2 separate regions of the Homo sapiens genome follow, and region 2 is linked to region 1. A link is a contact called in ENCODE Hi-C or POLR2A ChIA-PET data. All regions are on one chromosome and are shown on one strand. The core of a region is the stretch at or near the end of the contact, and the rest is flanking DNA. Distances in the headings are between cores, read along the strand shown. Region 1 holds the start of RAD21L1 (RAD21 cohesin complex component like 1). Region 2 holds the start of SIRPG (signal regulatory protein gamma).

Region 1 (2,999 bases), core at 273-2,772:
TGCCACTATGGAAGCTTCTTTTTGCTTCTTTTCTACTTAAGATACTGATAAAAGAGAAAACTGAGCCAAGACGAACACAAAGTCGGCGAAAGAATTAAAAACTTAGGTAAACTTCCATCAGTGTCTATTTGTACCGCAAGAATTCAATCATTATGCCCCAACTAAAGGTGACGCAATCCGCCAAACCATGTTCCCCTACGGGGCAGCTGGAGATTTTAATGCATATGGCTTGTACCTTGCGCTGGTTCCACTACTTTCCTTTTTAGTCTGTGTGTTTCGCTCTCTCGGAATAAATTCCTATTTATCTTTTTAAATGGCTCCCAGTGGTGTGAGGTACTTTTAAAATGTACTTTTTGGCCTGGCGCAGTGGCTCACGCCTGTAATCCCAGCACTGTGGGAGGCTGAGGCGGGCGGATCACTTTGATGCCAGGAACTGGAGACCAGCCTGGCCAACATGGTGAAACCCCGTCTCTACTAAAAGTACAAAAAGTAGCCAGGCACGGTGGCGGGCGTCTGTAATCCCAGCTACTTGGGAGGCTGAGGCAGGAGAATCGCTCGAACCCGGGAGACGGAGGCTGCAATGAGCCGCGATCGCCCTACTGCACTCCAGCCTGGGCGACAGAGGGCGACTCCGTCTCAAAAAAATCAAATGTACTTTTTAAGTGATGGACTTCTTAAAAGAGAAAACAAACAAAGAAAAAACCCAAACCCTGAGATTTGCTATTCCTGAGACATTGATTTTCCCGAGCACATATTACCTAACCTTTTTCCCCTCCCCACAAAATACGCACACAAACTCCCCCCGCACCCTCCCGCCCCACGTCCCGGAGGCTTTTTCAGTCTCCAGATTGAACTGACTTCGTGCAACGTGAAGCCACCGGGATGGGGCCACTCCGTGGAAACCGGCCCGCAAAGGGCAGGGTGGCGGCGGTGGCGGGGAGGGAGCGAAGGGAGGGAGGAAGGGGTCGGAAGGGGACCGGGCGGGGACCCTGGGAGAGGGGCGTGGGGAGAGAGGGCTGAGCCGGGCAGGGCGAGACCCTTCCGGGCGTGAGGGAGGGGAAAGCAAAGTGCAGGGGCTGGGAAGAGCTGACGGCCACGCTCAGGGGCAGGGGGACGCCAAAGGCTCCTCCACAGACGACTCCTCAGAGTTCCGGGCCGGGTGCTCACAGAGGGAAACTGAGGCCACAGCGCCCATTTTCTTCCGCGTGCGGGCGAGGAGACCCCGGGTCGCGCCTCCAGCCCCAGCTGGGCTGCGGGCGACGACCTTTCTTCCTCAGGCGGGACCCTCCGGGCTTGGCGCCGCGAGCTAACACGGCGTGAGGCGCCGGCGCCGGGTGCGTGTGGGAATGTGGGTGGCGGCGGCCCCCATCTCCCAGCCCGCCTACAGCACTCGGGGTCCGGCCGGCCTCTCAGGCTGCGCCCTACTTTCAAAGCCTCGTCTGAGGTGTGGCGTGCCAGAGCAGGGGCTGCGAGGAGTCGCCAAGTCAGCTTGGCCGGGTTCTTGGCGCCGCTGGGCGTCTGCAATGCGCGGCAGGCGCGGGGCGGGGAGGGGCGGGGCGTGGAGAAGGCGGGGCAGTGGGCGAGGGCGGGGCGTGCAGGGGACGGGGCGGAGCAGTGGGCGAGGGGCGGGGCGTGCAGGGGACGGGGCGGGGCAGTGGGCGAGGGCGGGGCGTGCAGGGGACGGGGCGGGGCGTGCAGGAGACGGGGCGGGGCAGTGGGCGATGGACGGGACTGACAGGGGATGGGGCGGGGCAGTGGGCGAGGGGCGGGGCGTGCAGGGGATGGAGAGGGACGGGCAGGACATGGGGAGGGGCGTGGAGGGGTATGGACGGGCGGGGCGGGGCAGTGGCTGAGGGACCGGGGGCAGGGGGCGGGGAAGGGCGGGCCAGCGACCGAGGGACTGGGCGCGGCGGCGGCGGCGGCGGCTGGGGGTACGGACAGAGTAGGGCAGTGCGCTAGAGTGGAGAGGACCGGGACTGAGAGGGACGAGGGCGCAGGGCGTTGGTGGGGACAGTGGACGGGGCAGGAGGGATAGAGTCAGACAGTGAGCAAGGCGCACCGGTCCTAGTGCGCAGTCTCCGGCTTTGTCCTGGCGCTCGGACCTGAGACACCTGAGCAGGGGCATGACAGGGATGGGGCCTGGGCCCCATAGTCCTGTTGTGAAAGGTGATCTTTCTGGCTGATCTCTGAACATCCCTATGATGCAGTCCAGTCTCTTCTCTTCCACTTATAGCTGGAGGTCACTGGAGAAATTCTTTAATCCCTTGAACCTCAGATTTTCTCATCTGTAAAGTGAAAATAATAAAAGTACTCGCGCCGTAGGATATTGTAAGAAATAAATAAAATGAACCATGAAAAGAGCCAAGCAATAATAAGTGCTCTACAAATATTAGCTATTATTATTATTGTTATTATTAAAAAGATTATTCACATTGACCTGCCCTTTGGGGACAGCAAATATTTTCCAGCCTGGAATATCACAGTTCTCAGTAGTCAAGGCCAAGTGCTAGAACCTGAGAAAAATCCTGCAAGAGCATCAGGATGCAAGGCTGGTTTCCTCTCTTGAGTTTGATAGTAAATACTAATAAATCTTGGAGCGGCAATGGCATCCAATATAAGGTTATTGATAAGGTTCAGGCTCCTGGCTGGGCATTTTCATGGGTTGTCTCATTGACTCTTCAAACAATCTCACAAAAGTAGTTACTGGTTTTCCCCTTTTGAATAAGGAAAGGGCTGGAGAAAAAATAGCAACCTGTCTAGGGTCACGTGGTTGGGAATTGTAGAGACAGGATTCAAATTGAATTCAAATTGAAGTTTAGCTCCCAATTTCCGACCTCAGGAAATGATGTCACGGCAACCATTCAAGAGGATGTCTGGGAGACACCCTTGGTGCCACCCTCATGTCTACTTCAATGCCAGCCCATCAGCAAGCCCATCACTCCACCTTCAAATATGACTTTCATCTACCCCTTCTCAAGATCTCCACCGACTCCACCCTA
Region 2 (2,999 bases), core at 268-2,767, 430 kb before region 1:
TTCATGACAGATTAAGAACCTAAAACCCACATGTGAGATGAAGGATTCTGGACAGGTCTTTCTTAGTCATAGATGCTGGAAGAGAAATCATTTCTTTTAACAAGGTGGCTTTTCTAAGGCACAACGGTGGCAGAGAACCAGTGGACTCTTCCTGTACACAGAAAATAATTATAGCCATGTTTTTTTGCTTATAATTAATTATGAGTCAAGCATTCAGTATGGCTTATATTATTCCTACCATAGCTCTACAAGGTGCATATTCTAACATTTATTTACATACAATCAAACCAAGGCTCAGAGAAGTAGTGTCTTTTTGAAAATCACACAGCTGGAAATTGTAAGAGGAGGAATTAATCTATGGTTGAACAAGGAGCGGGATTTAGAGAATCCAGAGGGAGAAACTGATTTCAGGGTGGCAGCGAGAGTCCAAATACACTATATAAGCTGGGTCTCAGGAGGCCTGGGTTGCTGGGAGAAAGCCACTGGTGGGCAACTCAGCATGCAGGAGGGATCCATTCAAAAGCAACATTTGAGTTCCCGCACTTCACCTGGCACCGTGAGTATCAATAATGACCTACTGGGTTTCAGGCATGATATGCTCATTACCTCTTTAATCGTCACTAAAACACTGCACAAAAAGACTTACTATTCCCAGTTTAGGAGATTGAAACTGAGCATAGGAGGGCCCAGCGACTTCCCCAACTCCTTGGCACACACTCTTGGCAGGAGCATGGATTTTTCCTCTTTCCTCATTTCCCATCCGAACTCAGTGATGAATGAAATAGGTGCTCTGTGTGTAGAAGAAAGGGTATTGAAATTGATGCGACGGCCCCAGGAACCTGCCCACCATAATCTTCCCTCATGATAACCCTATCCCCTTTCCATAACCCACAATCCCCACCTCACTCCACAAAGCAGTTGCTTATTACCTCAAACCCAGTTTCTCTCCTGGAAGGAGTCAAGAAATAATTCCTTCTGCTGGGTGCAGGCACATGAAAGTGCTAAGGTCCACAAGAGACTGAATTTGGGCTAAGTGTTGCCAATTATAGCAATTTGGAATAGAAAATCATTTCAGGAGAAGATCTGGTTCCTCTCCAGTGTTGAGCAGGTCCTGTGAACTCTTCTCCTACGTCCAGCGGAGTGGCATTTGGTTGAGGCTGGTGCAGAACAAGACCACAAGCCAACCACATCCTAGGGTCTTGAAATAAAGACTTTAGAAAACAATACCTAACAACAGATCTTTCTTGACTTAAAAGCCTCAAATGGCAAATCACCAAGAAGACCTGAAAATGGGTTTGGGGACACGAGGAGGGAGCACAGGTCCCAGGCAGGCAGGAAGCATTATTTCTGCTAACCCTGTCTGATTATCCTGAAAATGGAGCACGATTAACTCCTTGCTTTGTAGCTGCCTACTGTGCCTGATTTGTAAGTCACAATCTAGAAGCAGGTTACTGTTGCATTCCATCATAGCCACTTCCTCTTGAATTGAGGGAGGCAGGGCTTGTCTTCTGTCTTCAGAGCAGGGCCTGACATCTCCCCAGAACAGACGTTTGAACAGAGCAGGCTTCTGAGGTCTCCAAAATGCCTGTCCCAGCCTCCTGGCCCCATCCTCCTGGTCCTTTCCTGCTTCTGACTCTACTGCTGGGACTTACAGGTGAGCATTGCATTGGGCTAGAACCCTTTCTCCCTGCTTCCTGGACCTAGCCTTGCCCCTGGACTTGCAGCAATTTCAGATAAGCACAAGCACTGCCAAGGAAGGTCAAGGACTGGACATTGTCCAAGAGCAGAAGATCAGGGAGCTGAGCACTTTCTCTGTGGATCTGCAGCTGGCTACCAGAGGCATCAAACCTTGTGAGGCTTCTGCCACCATCACAATTAGTTACATTTTTATAATATTTTATTTGACAAACACAGAAGAATCATTATTAAATCCTTACCTGTCTTGAGTCCTCCTACCCATTTTTGTGTGCCCTCCTCCTCTTTAAGAAGTTCCACATTTCATGCTTACAGCGTCCTATATTCCTTTCTTAGGGCTTCCACAACAAAGCACCACAGACTCAGTAACTAAAACAATAGACATTTACTTTCTTTCTTTCAGTTCTGGAGGCTGAATTGCAAAATCAAGATGCCAGCAGGGTTAGTTTCTACTGAGGTCTTTCTCCTTGGCTTGTAGAAGGCCATCTCCTCCATGTGTCTTGACACATGGTCTTCCTCTGTGTGTGTCTGTATTCTCATTTTCTCTTATGAGAACATCAGCCATATTGGATTAAGGCTCCCCGCCAGTGACCTCATTTAACTAAATTGCTTCACCCATTTATGCCTAGTGCTCCGTTATTGGATCACTAAGCTTGCGGGAGTTATTTATATCCTACTGCTCAAGGGCATCGCCAAGGTCTGATTTTTCAAATTAAAAAAAAATTGCAACCTCGGGCATAAATGGGTTAAAGACCTTGTCTCCAAATATGGTCAAATTCTAAGGCGCTGGGGATTGGGGCTTCAACCCATTCGTTTTGGGGGCACATTCAGCCCATAACAGGCACCACCATCTCCCTTGGTCATCTTGACTTTCCTCTGGAGAATTTATTTTCCCTTCCCCCAGGCAGACAGGATTGGGAGGTCTTTCCTGGTGCCACCTGAGAGAGCCCTGTTCACAGCTCCCAGACAGGCTGCCTGTCTTCACCCCTTTTTCAGACCATGCAGCTGACCCCCGGTCACAGGGCTGGGCACAATAGCCTCTCAGTTGCCCACTGGGCCCTGCTGTGATGTCATCTCACAGGTCTTAGAGGGCAAGGTCTCACTTTTCAAATTATTTTTTTTACACATACACTGTACCCAAATGACAGCAGTAATAGTTCAGCAATTGCTCTCTTCCTGTAAGGCAGATGCACTTCTTAGCATTTTGTGTGTATTAAGTCAACTAATCCTCACAGCATCCCTGTGTGGAAGCTATAACTCTTGTGCTCTATTTGCAAATGGGGAGTGAGGCAGAGGCAGGAACC

The links. A loop is a pair of places that touch in the nucleus more often than their neighbours do. ChIA-PET counts read pairs that join two places held with the same protein, here RNA polymerase II (POLR2A). Pooled maps may share reads with other maps.
Region 2: a loop to region 1 is called in a pooled map, with 2.5 times the contacts of the local background. The contact joins the promoter of SIRPG here to the promoter of RAD21L1 in region 1. A Hi-C loop is called at or near these places in 1 of 50 pooled maps. POLR2A ChIA-PET finds 5 or more read pairs at or near these places in 2 of 52 experiments (activated T-cell and naive thymus-derived CD8-positive, alpha-beta T cell).

What each region holds. Positions count from the first base shown.
Region 1 is chr20:1,224,567-1,227,565 of GRCh38, reverse strand. RAD21L1 (RAD21 cohesin complex component like 1) reads right to left here and starts at 1,522. Exons shown (of 14, transcript NM_001384355.1): 1 at 1,426-1,522. RefSeq lists a silencer at 1,261-1,310.
Region 2 is chr20:1,656,297-1,659,295 of GRCh38, reverse strand. It overlaps SIRPG (signal regulatory protein gamma), which reads left to right and starts at 1,517. Exons shown (of 6, transcript NM_018556.4): 1 at 1,517-1,654. The coding sequence starts at 1,582.